Linked DNA regions of Homo sapiens: all the other regions are linked to region 1. Evidence: chromatin loops called from intact Hi-C (ENCODE). Cell type or tissue: HCT116. All regions are shown on one strand.

Evidence for each region. Hi-C counts contacts between places; a loop is a spot of excess contacts. Peaks named below come from ENCODE experiments on the same cell type or tissue, not always from the same donor. Only the 100,000 strongest peaks of a DNase experiment are listed, where the experiment ranks them.
Region 2: a loop joins it to region 1, with 11 times the contacts of the local background. A loop is called at or near these places in 2 of 110 quality-filtered maps.
Region 3: it touches region 1 in a loop (8-fold over the local background); 56 of 110 quality-filtered maps call a loop at or near these places.

The regions. Positions count from the first base shown.
Region 1 is chr16:709,078-714,077 of GRCh38, forward strand. No RefSeq gene overlaps it. Among named protein-coding and RNA genes, the nearest start is that of METRN, 3.5 kb to the right of the region's middle. RefSeq lists a silencer at 2,783-2,912. In HCT116, CTCF peaks have their summits at 1,236, 2,792 (motif pointing right), 3,930 (motif pointing right) and 4,136; a DNase peak (open chromatin) is centred at 3,874; H3K27ac peaks cover 1,625 bases.
Region 2 is chr16:876,540-881,539 of GRCh38, forward strand. It overlaps LMF1 (lipase maturation factor 1), which reads right to left. Exons shown (of 11, transcript NM_022773.4): 6 at 3,031-3,198. Among named protein-coding and RNA genes, the nearest start is that of LMF1-AS1, 42 kb to the right of the region's middle. In HCT116, a CTCF peak has its summit at 2,084; a DNase peak (open chromatin) is centred at 2,102.
Region 3 is chr16:1,053,209-1,058,208 of GRCh38, forward strand. No RefSeq gene overlaps it. Among named protein-coding and RNA genes, the nearest start is that of SSTR5, 17 kb to the right of the region's middle. RefSeq lists a silencer at 4,355-4,534. In HCT116, CTCF peaks have their summits at 2,086 (motif pointing left), 2,288 and 4,441 (motif pointing right); a DNase peak (open chromatin) is centred at 2,053.

The DNA of each region.
Region 1 (5,000 bases):
AGCACCCTGTTACCTGGAGCACCCTGTTACCCGGAGCACCCTCATCTGGAGCACCCCCTCACCTGGAGCACCCCTCACCTGGAGCACCCCTCACCTGGAGAGCCCCTCTCCTGCAGAACCCCTACCAGGAGCATACTTCACCGGGACCACCCCTTGCCTTGATGCCTCAGCACTGAGGAGTCTCCCATCTAGGTGGCTGGGAGGGCACTCTGGAGCCATGGGGATGAGGACCAGAGGCTGCTGGTACATCTTGCCCTGAGACTTTGGAGGACTGCAAGGGGACCCACATTCACTTCAGCTCTGCACCTGTGGTGATATCCCCACACTGGAGAGCAAAGTGATTGCTCCGGGGGCCAGATGGCCACGCCACCATCCCCCCACACACTGCCCCTGCCCCCTGCCTGGAGCACAGCCCGAGAGCACCCAGGATCATCCATGTGAAGCAGCAGGCTGTGGGTATGTTTGGCCGTCCCGACCCCTCCACAGCCAGAATGGGCACCCATAGGCATGAGAACCTCACAGCCATTAGGGGTGCCCTGAGTGCCATGGGCGGTGGGATTTCTCTGATGCCCCCCAGCTCTGCTCCCTGCCTGGCTCGCCCCCTATCAAGGCTAAGGATGACTCAGGGCCCAGCCATCACCATAGCAACACGCGTCGCCTAGCAATGGCGGTCTCCCGGCAACGGTTGTCTCCTAGCAATGGGATATTTTCCTGGGCCCTGGCTGGAGCCCGGCAGTTATTTTTAGCTCCACAGCAAATCAGTCGGCAGCTGCATTTTCGGCTCCTTGAAGAGAGGCAAGGTGTGGGGGGGTGGGTCTCTCGGCAAAGGGAGGAAAGCATCCCCAAGATAGGAATCTTGCTGCCGTGGGCCCGGAGGTGCAGGCCTGTGGGTGGGCGAGGCCGGATCCTGCCTGTGCAGGGGGGCAGGTGGCCGGTGGAGGGGAGCCAGGGGTTGTGCAGGCTGCCTGGATGAGTCGGCAGCTAGGACTATGTCCTTGATGGGCCCCCAAGCACCCTGAGCCTCATAGGTCGGCTGGGTAGAGGGGACGCAGGCCAGTGCTCACAGCTGCACTATCAGAGCATGTTTCTGGGTGGCCCAGGGTCTGGCAGGCTCTTGGCACCCAGTGCCCCTCAGCTGTGGGAGCCATCTTCACTGTCCCAGACCCCAGCTCCACCCAGGGAGGGGGCAGCAGGGCGGCCGCAGAGCAGCACATTTGGCCAATCCCGTGCAGGGCTCAGCTGGGGACACAGGAGGCGCTGGCTTCAGGTCAGCCCACACCTCTCTCCTCGCTCCGCTGCCAGTGAACAGAGACACAGGCGGGGGTCTTGGCCTACGATCTGGCCCTTCTCTCTAGGCTTCCTCCCCATTTCCTGGGGGATCCTGTTCACCGGTGCGTCCAAACTCCCCAACTCCCTCAGGGCAGATGGGCTGGGTGGGGCCGGCCTTACCCGCCTCCCCTTTGCAGCAGGTCAAAGGCTCTGAGGCAGATGGAGCTTCAAGCAAACAAGGAGCCCCCAGGGCTCACCCTCTGTGGTTCCTGGTTTACTCGAAGTTCTGTCTGCCTCAGGGCCTTTGCCCCTCTTCTCCCCAGGGTTGGGGCTCCCTTCCTGCCCCCCCATCAACTCCCCTCGTCCTTGATGTTGCTCCCCCAGGGCCCCAGCCAGCCAGCTCCTGCCCTGGCCGTGACAGCTGCTATTCTGTGCCCGGCACTGTGGTGTCCCCAGCGGGTTGTTCGGCACTCCGTGGCGCAGCCACCTGTCCGCAGCCGCTCCCCTGCGGGACGTGGGCTGCCTGTGCCACGCACTGCTGGGGCCCAGCTCATGGCAAATGCAGCACTGGTGTCCTCCACGGGCCGGAACCTGTGTCTGGGGGGAGAACGCAGTGGCCGAAGGTGGGAACCATGTGGCAGTGACCAGGGTCTCGACCGCCCCCACCCCAGCACCCCCTCAGGCTGCAGCTCCAAGGGCCCTCTGGGCAAGACAGGAACAGAAACCAAGTCTCAGGCTTCGGGACAAGCTGTGAGGCTGGCCGCCCTGCCTTGGGCTGAGGGGCCTTGTGATATGGCGTCTGTGTTTGGCCACGGCCAGGCTGACCCGCAGGCGGGAGAGATGATTGTCCCAGACTCTGCACTCTCCAGGGGTGGCCTCACGCGCTAGGCCCAAGGTTTCTGAAACAAAGCCTCAGGGAAGTTCTTCCTTTTGTCTGACTTGAGTATGTCTTGCTGCTGTCGCGTTCTGACTTGGGTGGAAATGGAGAGAGGCCCCTTCTGGGGTTTCAGGGCACTCAAGGGTCTGGGGCTTGGGGCACTTGAGGGGGCCCCCAAACAGCACAGACAGCCACGGCATCACCTAAGCTTGGGGATGCCTTCCAGGCACTCCTCCGCCCAGCCACCCCCCACTTAGTCTGCTGGTATTTACTGAGCACCAGCACCCTGGCAAGTCGGGTCCTGTACCCATAGCAACTGAGGACAGACTCGGCCTTCCAGGCCCCTCCTGTAGGCAGCACAGCACTCACTGATGCCAGGTGCTTTCCTGGGTGGGGCCGGGGGCTGTGAGGAAAAGGGGTGTGTGTCCAGGGCTTCTCCTGTGGGTGGCTGCATTGGCACCGGATCCCCGGAGATGAGGCTGGGGAGGAGGCAGGGACGCCCGGGGTTGAGGCGTCAACTCGGGGCCAGGCATGTGCCATTCCAGACCAGGTCACCCCAGGAACCCCTCCCTCCAACCACAGACACTGGCCCCTCTCTGGAGGAGGCCTGGGGAGAAGTCCGGGGCCCAGGCTGTCAGGAGGGTGTCTGGGGCTGACCCTCACGCCGCCACCAGAGGGCGCCTGGAGCCCACCGTGCTGACCCGGGGACCGCCAAGCGGCAGCAGCCCTGGACGGCTGGGTGGCTGCAGCGGCCGACCCGTGTGCCTCTCCCCACCTCTGCGAGCACCTCATGTGCTCAGCCCCAGGCCGAGTCTACCCTTTAACCTTTACGATTTTTATATTTTATTTATTTATTTTTTAATTTTTATTGAGACAGGGTCTCTTCTGTCGCCCTGGTTGGAGTGCAGTGGTGCAATCACAGCTCACTGCAGCCTCACCCTCCTGGGCTTAAGCAATCCTCCTGCCACAGCCTCCCAAAGTGCTAAGACTACATGCATGAGCTGCTGCACCCAGCTAATTTTTGTAGTTTTAGTGGAGTTGGGGTTTCAACATGTTGGCCAGGCTGGTCTTGAACTCCTGATGTCAAGCGATCATCCTGCCTCAGCCTCCCAAAGTGCTGAGATTACAGGCAGGAGCTGCCACACCCGGCCTTAATTTTTATGTAATTAATTAATTAATTTTTATGAGACAGACTCTCACTCTGTCACCCAGGCTGGAGTGCAGTGGCCTGATCTCAGCTCACTGCAACCTCCACCTCCCGGGTTCAAGCGGTTCTCCTGTCTCAGCCTCCCAAGTAGCTAGGACTGCAGGCGTGCGCCACCACGTCCAGCTAATTTTTGTATTTTTAGTAGAGATGGGGTTTCACCATGTTGGCCAGGCTGGTCTCGAACTCCCGACCTTGTGATCTCCCTGCCTTGGCCTCCCAAACTGCTGAAATTACAGGTGGGAGCCGCTGCGCCTTGACAATTTTTATTTTTAATTGTAAGATATACATCATAACATCTACCATTTTACCCATTTTAAAGTGTGCAGTTCCGTACTGTTGAGTACATTTGTGTTGTGTAATCAAGCTCCTGAATTCTGTCCCCATTAAGCTCCAATCCCTCATTCCCCTCCCCAGCCCCTGCTCCACTTTCTGTCCTCATGACCGTGACTACTCTAAGGTGACTCACAGAAGTGGAATCCAACAGTGTTTGTCCTTTTGTCTCTGGCTTATTTTGCTCAGCGCATAAGCCTCCAGGCTCATCCAGGCTGTAGCGGGTGTCAAGGGACCAGAACTTCATTCCTTTTTATGGCTTAATAATGGACCCACCGCCAGGGGGTGCCGTGGCTCATGCCTGTAATCCCAACACTTTGGGAGGCTGAGGTGGGCGGATCACCTGAGGTCGGGAGTTCAAGACCAGCCTGACCAGCATGGAGAAACCTCGTCTCTACTAAAAATACAAAATTAGCCGGCATGATGGCACATGCCTGTAATCCCAGCTGCTCGGGAGGCTGACGCAGGAGAATCGCTTGAACCCAGGAGGTGGAGGTTGCAGTGAGCCAAGATCGCGCCATTGCACTCCAGACTGGGCAAAGAGCGAAACTCCATCTCAAAAAAAAAAAAAAAAAAAAAAAAAAAAAAGAGGCCGGGCGCGGTGGCTCACATCTGTAATCCCAGCACTTTGGGAGGCCAAGGCGGGCAGATCACGAGGTCAGGAGATCGAGACCATCCTGGCTAACACGGTGAAACACCCTCTCTACTAAAAAAAGAAAAAATACAAAAATTTAGCCGGGTGTGGTGGCGGGCGCCTGTAGTCTCAGCTGCTCGGGAGGCTGAGGCAGGAGAATGGCATGAACCCAGGAGGCAGAGGTTGCAGTGAGCCGAGATCGAGCCACTGCACTCCAGCCTGGGCGACAGAACGAGATTCCGTCTCAAAAAAAAAAAAAAAAATGGACCCACTGCACTTGCTTGTCCACTCAGCTGCAGACAGGCCTTTGGGAGTCTTCCACCTTTTGGGGATTGTGATGGCTACTTCTGACCTGCACCTCGCCCAGAGCAAGGGGCTGGCCGAGCCCAGTAGGCGCCTTGTTCCTGTTTGGCCTGGGAGGGCCCTGGGGTTGAGGGAGGGCCTGGTCAGTGGGATCCAGCCTCCCACTGCCACTGAGCCATCTGGCCTCATCTGTCCGACTGCCACTGGTGAACTCATCTGTCCACCATGAGTTTCGAGCGCCGGGTGGCAGGAGGTTTGGGGGCAGGGGACGGAATGTTCACATCTTCAGGCTGCACAGTCTATGCTGGTCCTTGCAGTCCCCGGCTAAAGCTTCTGTCGTCCGTAAGGGGTTCAGTATGTAGTGGGACCCCTTTGCTTGT
Region 2 (5,000 bases), 170 kb after region 1:
ACTGGGAGGGGGGGATAAGGGAACCTTTGTAGTCTCTGCACAGTTTTTCCGAAAATCTAAAAGTGTTCTAAAATAAGTCAATTAATAAAACGAAACAGAGCTGAAACACTGGAGCAAAGGACGCAAGTGGCTTGGGGCGGACAGAGGCAGGCTGGGTGGGCTGAGGACCTTGGACAGAGGCGGGCTGGGCGGGCTGAGGACCTCGGGGGGTCATGGTGGCAAAGATGCTGCCCAAACTGAGACCTTCAGTAAGTTAACATGGCTGATTGATTGATAACCACTGAGGAAACAGAGGATCTTCCTTATCCATTAGAGGAGGGAAAATAACAGAAAAAAACGAGAGAGAAAGATACAAAGAACAAAGAGAAAAACACAAAGATGTGGAAATACGTCCAAATATGTCAGTTGAGATATACGGGCCTGTTACTTAAAAGAGAAAGACGGCCACGCTGACCCTAAGCATGACCTTGCTCCCCGCTGTCTCAGGAGATGCGTGTCGGTGAGGACACAGGCCTTGAGGCCGGGCGCACACCTGCAGTCACGGCACTTTAGGAGGTCAGGCAGGAGGAGTGCTCGAGCCCTGGAGTTCAAAACCAGACTGGGCAACATAGCGAGACCCCCAGCTCTACAAAAAATGAAAAATAGCTCGGCGTGGTGGCACCTGTAGTCCCGGCTACTTGAGAGGCTATAAAACTAAGATAATACTATGACTTTTTTTGCCAAAAGATTTGAAAACAGATGAACAAATTCCCAGGGAAATGTTCACCACAAAAACTGCCTCAAGTCAAGAAGGAATGGAAACTCTGCGTGTCCTACGGCCCGCAAGGGTGATCAGTCACAGAGACCCTGGCGGCGCAGGTGGCCTCATGCAGGAGCACTGCCAGGTGTGAGGGACGGTCACCTCTGCTTTCCAGACTCCCGCAGAGGAAGAGGCTCAGATGTTCTGGGAATGTGAACTTGCTTCAGCATCCACAGCATTAATGTAACTCGCCACGTTACAGACGAAACAACAAGTCATCTCGTGACTGATGGAGAAACGCCACAACTCAACATCCATTCATGGCTAAAAACCCACAAAGGAGAAGTGAATAAAAGCAGCCACGAAAACAACCCACAGCCGGCATCGTGAGAGGCAGTGCGCGGGGTGGCGGGCCCTCCCTGCTGTGGGACCCCAGACCCAGGACAGCACTCGAGCCCGCCCAGCAGGGGAGAAAGGGATGGACGTAGAACCGGCAGAATCCCTAGATCACCCACAGGACGCGTCTCTGAGGGACCCGCAGACAGACGGGGAAGTACCAGTGCAGAGGTTGTCTGAGAAAGGTCAAGGTCACCAGAGTCCCACACTTAGCCACCAAGAGGAGGAAGTGTGACTTAAAAGGGCACCATTTACAACATCAACAAAAAGAAGTCACCTCAGAGCTGCAGCCTACAAACGCGCGTGGGGTCTGGCTACACAGAATCCACTGAAGCTATTCCAGGAGCCCCCAAACACACATGGGGTCTGGCTACACGGAACCGACTGAAGCTATTCCAGGAGCCCCCAGACGCGCGTGGGGTCCAGCCACATGGAATCCACTGAAGCTATTCCAGGAGCCCCCAAACACGCGTGGGGTCCGGCTACATGGAACCGACTGAAGCTATTCCAGGAGCCCTGAGCAGCTGCAGAGAGAAACGTGCGGTCCTGGCTGGGGGACGATCTGTGAGCAAGTCCGTTCTTCCCACTTAGATTCACGGCGACATCGATGCCCACAGGGAAATCACCTGATGGGCACCGGTGCCAGCCTCCAAGCAGCTAACGCGGAAAAGCCCGAGGGAGTCAGGAGCTGCTCAGGGCCCCGGCGGCCAGAGTGAGGGTCCTTGCTGGGGGGAGGGGTCAAGAACAGCACAGCCACCCTGGACACGTGCAGCTTCCAGTAAGGTGAATCACAGGCCTGCTCACGATACAGTAGCGCCCTTGAAAATACATCCACAGGATGACGAGATTGCACCTCTGCACGGCAGGCTGTGGTGAAAACCAGAAACTACCACACGTGCACAGACGGGACGGGTGAACCGACCGCAGGCACGCACCGTGAAACAGGACCCGGCCAACAACCATGGGCGCCCCCACGTGCACCAACGTGGCGTGGCACCCGTGCCTGCTGACGGAGCTTTGCCCCTCTAGGCGGCGGTGCTCTGGCAGGGGTGGGCAGGGCAGGGGAAGGGCGGGGGCAGGGGCGGGCAGGGCAGGGGAAGGGGCGTGGGACACCCAGGTACATCTGTTTTCCAGAGCACGTGGAACGCCACCTGGACCTGTGCATTTTCCTGGCTGTATGTTACACCTCCATTGAAACAATCGAGAGAGAGAACCACCTTTAAAATCCCCACCACATTTTCCTTGGGAATTGACAGTCGGAATGTAGCGTTTACAGGGAAAAGCAAAGGCTCGGGACTGGCCCAGCCCCCCTGGAGGCAGCGTGGGGGTGCTCTGTCCTTCGAGGCGCCCTCAATGCAGGGGGCTTGTGGGGCAGGGATGGCGGTGACTGTGGGCAGGACGGGGCGTTAGGGGGTACCCGGGGTTCCGGGGGCTGGGGGAGGCAGCCCCTCACCCACATGGAGGCAAATGACCCTGGCCTCTCTCAGACCCTGGTTCCCCGTGGACTGACATGAACACTTGAAAGGAAACCTCTAGAATGGAAGAATCTTAGGAGTGGATCCCAGGAATGTGGGGGTGTCCACACAGGGCCTTGGCGTGCTGACCCCGTCCCACTGCCGAGCCCAGGACATGGCCGGGCCTCTCGCAGCTGCAGGAAACGCTCTTGGGAGGAGCCAGTCCTTGGAGGAAGCCTGGGAAGGAGACCCTCAGCCTGCAGCCCGGGACAGGGCTGCAGTGGGGCCCGTGACACAAACGAAGGCTGGGGAGGACAGGCTGTCCCCAAGAAAGGGGGCCTGTAATGCCCCAGGGTCCTCCCAGAGAGCGGGGCAGCCAGAAATAGGGCGACGGGCCAGCGTCTCTGTGGACACGGGGCAGGGCGGGCGGCGCGGGCTCACCTGGAACAGGATCTGCAGCACCCCGTGGATGATGCACGCCCGCCGGCCGAGGAAGAGGAAGAAGGGCACCAGGAGCTCGATGAAGTGGTTGCTGAGCGTCTCGAAGCGATGGAACCACCAGGGTGAGTGGTGCAGGTAGTACGCCACAGGATTGGGCATCGGCTGGGTCTGCAGGGACAGGAGGGGCCGTGAGGTGCCTGGCCGATCTCGGGGGGCGGGGCTAGGGAGAGGCTTGTGGGTCCCTGGCCCCCTGACCCCGGCTCCTACTGCACACAGGATCCCCCCGGCCCGCCTGGCCCTGCACACGTGGAGCCCACCTGCCACGCTAAGAGGGGCCAAGAGACATTCAGGGAGCTTTTGAAGCAAAAGCAAAGTGTTCATTTTTGTCTTAAAATCTTTACCATCTAAAAGCAAAGAATACACACCCCAGCTGAAGGAGAGACGACACCTGTAAACCCCGTGCCCAACTTGAGAACACAGGCAGTCGGAGAACAGGCAGTCGGAGAACGCGCCGCCTGCTGCCCACAGGCGGCCAAGCTGCAACCCCCAAGAGCCGGGGTCCACAGGCGGCCCCTCAGGCTCAGGATGCCCTTTCCCTGGGGATGGACACGTGGGTGGGGACGTGCCGGTTGGGGACCAGCAGGAATGGGGCCCGGGTCCCGAGCCCAGCTCAAGGCTCTAAGCGCAAGACCTGGCTGTGGGGACCTGGAAGCCTCCCAGGCCAAGGCACAGAGAAGTCCCCACACCTAGGGTCCCACTCAGCAGCCCAGCCAGGAGGAAGGGTGGGAACTTGCCCTGCACCATAATTCAAAACTATCAAGGCCAGGCACGGTGGCTCATGCCTGTGATCCCAGCACTTTGGGAGGCCAAGGCAGGCAGATCACTTGAGCCCAGGAGTTTGAAGCCAGCCTGGACAACTTATCAAGACCCCATTTCTATAAAAATAAAAAATTAGCTGGGCATGGTGGTGCGTGCCTGTAGCCCCAGCTACCCAGGAGGCTGAGTCAGGAGGATCGCCTGAACCCAGGAGGTAGAGGCTGCAGTGAGCCACGACTGTGCCACGGCACTCAGCCTAGGCAACAGAACAAGACCTTGTATCAGACAGTCGATCCATCAATCAAGTCAGAGTGGTTGTGCAGACTTGTCTGGAGTGAGAACACCCCACTGGCAAATGGGGCCCAGGCCCCCACACGCTGTTTTCTGGAAGCCCCCAACAACGGGATCCAGAGTGGCACTGCCAGGGCTGTGTGAGTCGGTGAGCCCAGGGTGGTGGTGGGAAGAGTGCCCTAGATGGACGATGCTGCACGCTCTGCTTGCCTTTGTGGAGGGGCCTGCCCGCATGCTGCTCAGGGCTGAAGGCCTTGCTAGCACAGCCCGCGGGAGCCATTGGGCCTGGCACAGCCGCAGAAACCCCACTAGGGACAACAATGAACACGCCCTGCAGGGAGGGAGGCGGCCCCCAGACGCTTCAGAATCCGCACCCAGGTCCTGGGACTCCCAGGGTCCAGAGAGGCTACGTGGAAGTCGGGGCCCCCAGGTGGCAGAAAGCGCACATAGGGGCTGTGCTGGGCAGCGCTTGCTCCGGGGTGGGGGTGTGGGAAGCGCAGGAGAGGCGGCCATGTGCACACCCGAGGGGGTGACCGGGCACAGGGCCCCAGTGCACCCCAAGAGCCGTGGGCTGGGGAGGGTCCTGAGGCCTCTGCTCATTTGCTTAGAGGGCAAAGAGTTATTTTTGTTTACACTGAGGCTAGGAGAAAACATCATGACCTGAAACTTGGCTGTGAGCCGTGAGGTGGGTGTGGCAGTGTCGCATGCTGCAGGCAAGGCCAGGAGTTCCCGTGCAGCTGGGACACTCAGCCCGCGGCCAGGGGAATGGTGGGTCAGGGCATGGCGGTGCTGCTGGCCCAGACCTCAGGAAACAGCCTGCAAACTTCTCCTAAAAAGACAATTTTAAATAAGAAAAACATGAG
Region 3 (5,000 bases), 340 kb after region 1:
CACAGGCTGGCCACCAGGGACTTGGCGTCTGCTACCCACAGGACTGAGGACTCCAACAGCAGTCCCAGCCCAGGCCCCGAAAAGTTGAGCAGAGAAGGGCAGGAGGCCCCCGTATCCCTGGGACCCATCCTTGGCAGGCTGGGTTGGGCTGTGGGGGACACACCTGCTCTGGGGGATGTGGGAGGGGGGCGCTTCCGGGCCTGCAGCTGTTGGCCCCGAGGACAGACGCAGCCTCCTCAGCAACAGCTGGGCCGGAGGCTCGGGAGCCAAGAGAGACCAGAGCCCAGGCCAGCCCGGCCCCCACCAGGGATCAGTTACCTCGGCTACAGATGCCAGCAGGGGGGACTTTCAGGGGGTGGGCACCAGGCTGGGGTGGGCAGCTGGGGTGGGCCGGGGCTGCAGTGCTCTCCCACCCAGCCTTGGGCACAGGACGAGCCAGCCCCCACCTCTGTCCACTCAGCACTCCGCAGGGGCTGCTGTCTTGCTGAGTGCAGGACGCTGACCCCAGGATGTCACCATCTGATGCTGCCCAGGCTCTCCCCTCAGAATACCTGCTTAGTGACCACAGCCACCCCAGCCCCTCCCACTGACCCCAGGCAGAGCAAGGGGCCCCACCTGCACCCAGCAGGTGCAGACTGGGCAGGGCAGGGTCCCAGGAGGGTGCATGCTTGGGGAGCCCCCGCACGCAGACAGTGGGGGGCCAGGGAGGAGCCACGTGCTGGGCACAAGGCAGTTTCCGCAGGCCCCTTGCTGGGTCTGTCTCAGCACGGAGGGACCGGCAGCACACAGTAGGTGCTCAGCAAATGCCGGGGGGCGGGGATAAGCGAGCACCCACGGGGGGAAGCACTGGCTGCGGTTTCGCCACCTGCCTTGGCAGCACCCCCACCTAGGCCCTGGATGGGCGGCGACCACCGCCTCTCTGCTCCTGGGGCTCTGACTCCCAGCATCCGGCAGCCGGGGACCCGGCCTCCCCCAAGGCCTGGGAGCAGCCAAGTGGCCAGGTATCAAGTGGCAAACTCAGGCCAGGGTTGGGTGACGGCTTGGAGGGCCCCTGTGGCAGCTGAGCCCCGCTCCTCCTGGTCCTGCCCACCCTCCTGGTGCTGCCCACCCTCCTGGCCTGCACACCCTCCTGGCCTGCACACCCTCCTGGCCTGCACACCCTCCTGGCCTACCCAGGCTGCCACTGGCCCGAGGGTCCCAGTGAGGATGAGCCGGAGATGGACACTGAGGGGGTTGACGGGCCTGGGGCAGGCTGGCCGGGGCAGGGGGGCTGGGCCTGTCCAGCGGCCGCCTGCCCTCAGAAGAATGACACCCTGCTTTCTCCCCTGCCCGAGGAGGTGGGGTGAGGGTCAGACCCCAGCACCCATGTCTCTGTTTTTCTTTCTCCTGAAAAGCCTACAGACTCTCATCTGAATTGCTCCAGCAGAGCCCAGGCGGGGTACCACCCCCACCCACACACACAAAGGGCTGAGACAGTGCAGCCTGGCGTGTGAGCAGCCCTGGTGTCTCCAGGCTGGGGTGCTGTCCGCCTGCCCACCTGGCCACGGTCCCCAACAGCCGGTTCAGCAAAGGACAGGCAGACCCTACGGGCCAAGGATGCGCTGGCCTGGCCGGTGCGGGGCCAGGCGGGCAGCTTGCCAGGATTTGGGGATTTTGAGCCAGCTGCTGCAGCAGGTGTGGCCGGCCCAGCCAGGCAAGTCCTGCTGCCGGGAGGGTCGCCCACCAGCTGCTGGAGGGTGTGGGGCGGCCGGGCTGGCCACTCGCCGGCAGCAAAGCCAGCAGAGAGTGGGTGGGGCTGGGGGAGGCGGGAGGGTCCCAGTCCCACCCCCAGGGTCCAGCTTCCCTGGGCCCTGCAGCCAGGCCAGGAAGGTCAGCTGGGCTGGTTCTGGGCCCTAGGTCTTAGCCTGGAAACCAGGGGTTTCAATCTTGGCATGAGAAAGCCCTCGCCACAGGGCAGGAGGAGCCCCACATAGAACCCCCAACCCCTGTCCTCGGGCCTGAGCCTGGCAGGACTGGACGCCGGACACCGGCGCTGCTGGGAGCCTTGAGAACTGCACGTGTGCCCCCCAGTGGCCAGCGCCGGCCGTGCTCCGCCTGATTCTTCAGGCCCTGATGCGGGGTCCTGGGGCTCAGGGAGCCGAGGCCCGGGGTGGGGGCTGCACGGTGGTGTGGTCCTCTCAGATTGCAGGATCAGAGGGCAGTTCTGAAAGTCTCCTTGGTCAGGGAGCTGGTTTGCAGAGCTGAAGGGGAGGAGGGGGCCAGGAGGTTGCTTGCGGCCGTGGTCCTGAAAATCAGGCCCTGCCAAGGGTCTCTGAGGGCCAGCTGGGGAGGGAAGGGCACACAGTGTGTTCAGAGCAGGACCCCAGGGCGCTCGGGCTCAGCGCTTCTGGGGACAAAGGGAGATGGAGCAGAGGGGCCTCAGGGAGGCCCGCCCCGTGGTGGTATAAGAGCCACTGCGAACACCCTGCTTTGGTGAGGCTGCGCCCCAGGTGTTAACAGCCACACCCCAGCACACCAGGTGCAAGCCACTCTCCATAGGCCCCAGCCTGTTGCAGGAACCCTAAGCTCCAGGCCGGGAAGGAATGGGCAGGGCTGCCGTAGGGACTGTGGTCTTGCAGGACGAGGGTTTGTCAGGGGTGCTCAGGGGACAGCGGGCCGGGACGTGCTGGGGCTGCTGTAGGGACTGTGGCCTTGTGGGGTGAGGGTTGGTTGGGGTGCTGGGGCTGCTTTTGGGTGGCCAGGCCCTACCTGAGAGCCCGGCCATGGGACCCAAGGTCAGAGGGTGGCCGAGCTGAGGGTTGCCTGCTTTGGGGGGGTCCCTGGCCCCAAACCCATCTACCTGGGGGGCGGCACTGAGGCAGGTCCCCAAGGGCAGAAAGGGGAGTGACCTGGTAAAGGCAGCCCTGTGTTGCCCCTCCTCTCCCGTCCATGCCACGCACACCCCAATGAAACAAGAAATTTTCCTTGACCCCTTTGTGGGCCTGGTGACAGCGGTATCTTGCTTAGCCCAGAGCTCTCAACCCCTCGAGGCAGCAGGAGCACGCAGGTGGGCGGGTGCAGGAGCTGGAGTGAACACTTCTGGGCACAGCAGGAGCAGAACTCCGTGCAGTCCTGTGGCAGTGTCTAGGGCAGTGCCTGTGACCCGTGAAGCCTCAGAGGGTGTGTGTTACAGTGCTTTTAGCTTTGCTGTCCAAGGATGTCTGGAGTGTTTAACAGCTCAGTGGACCCTCTGCCTTTTCTCGAGGGCAGAGGGTCAGTGTGACAGCTTTCTGTATCCCAAGCTCTTGTCCAGCATCCAGGAAATATCAGGTTGCATGAAGAAATTGAAGGATAGTAAATGCAAGGGATTTTATGGCCGATGGAGGGAGGGGGACCTGGAAAGGGGGGTGGAGGGGGAAGGTGATGGAAGAGGCTCTCAGAGGGAGGGAGAGCTGGAGAGGGGGTGGAGGGGGAAGGTGATGGAAGAGGCTCTCAGAGGGAGGGGGAGCTGGAGAGGGGGTGGAGGGGGAAGGTGATGGAAGAGGCTGTCAGAGGGAGGGGAGCTGGAGAGGGGGTGGAGGGGGAAGGTGATGGACGAGGCTCTCACAGGGAGCGGGAGCTGGAGAGGGGGTGGAGGGGGAAGGTGGTGGAAGAGGCTCTCAGTGGGAGGGGGAGCTGGAGAGGGGGTGGAGGGGGAAGGTGATAGTCCCCTGAAGTCCTGCCGTCTCTACCAGACTCTTCTCCAAAGTCCTGCTGTCCAGCTGTCCCTCTGAGGTCACGCTGCTCCTCTCTGATGTCAAACTGCCATCTCCGATGGCCAGCTGCTTCTCCTCTCCTTGCCTGCTCTGTTCTCTGCCAATAAGGTCAGGAGTTTTTATGGGTACAGGATGGGGGTGGGGCGAGGCAGTGGTGGTTTTGGAAAAGGCAGCATTGGAGCAGGGAAACTGGAATGCGTGTTCTCACTCAGGGCTATGCTTCCAGGCTTGAGGGTGGGGTTCCTCAGGAACCCCATCTTTTTCTACCTAGAATTTCTGTCTCCTGTCCCTATCACTGAGGGCCCGTGAGGCTGACAGTACCCATCCCCAAAGAAGGATTGGCCTGGGCAGGGCTGTCAGGAGCACCAGGGCAGGGCCTGCCAATCCAGAGGTCCCCGAGGAACAGATTCAGGCCTGGGAACGGGCCCACGGCAGGGCTTTCCTGGAAATGCCTGGCAGAGTGGGCAGGGGACGTCATTGTGACCCCGTATTGCCGGGGACACCAGGCTCAGAGGGGCTGACTGACCAGCCAAGGCCGCACAACAGAGCTGCTGGGAGCGGGTCCCTGCCAGGCCGTGGGACACAGGGACCCCGGCTCTCGCTGCCTCTGCCCCAGCCCCAGTTCAGGACCCACTGTGGCTGTCACTGAGCTCCAGCCTCAGAGCCGCCCACCAAGCCCGACCTCACGCAGGGCCCACTGTGCCCACCAGAGGGCGCCAGAAGCCGGCGGTCCCGACACCGCGGTTCAAACGCAGGGACCGTCCGGTGGGGGCTGCTGCAACCCCCCCCCCGGCGTGTCCAGGCCCCTCCTCGAGGGTCCCCAGGGTCGGGGCCTGGTCGGGGAGAGAACCAGGTGTGGTGGAGCTGGGGAGTCCGGCGCTGGGCAGTGGGCGGCCTGTGCCTGGGGACCCCGGTGTCACCCGCCAGGTGGCAGGGAGGCTGGTCCCCTCCAGGAGCCCCCACTTTCTGAGGTGGCCCTAAGCCCCTGCTGCTGTCCCTTCTGCCCCACGCCCCATCCCCCTGTTTAATTCCCCCGACAGGGTCCGGGCAGGGACGAAGCAGGGTCCCCCCACCCTGGAGCTGGGAGGAGGGGGGTGGGGGCGTCACCAAGCATGGGGTCCAGGCAGATTCAGTTCATGGGGGACATGGGGGTCCCAGGGTGAGGACCCCTGGGGGGCTGGTCGGGGGGCGCTCAGAGCCCACGGAGAGCGGCCTGGTGGGGGAGGCCTTGCCAGCAGACCCTCCCTTCCCCCACCCGGAGTCCCG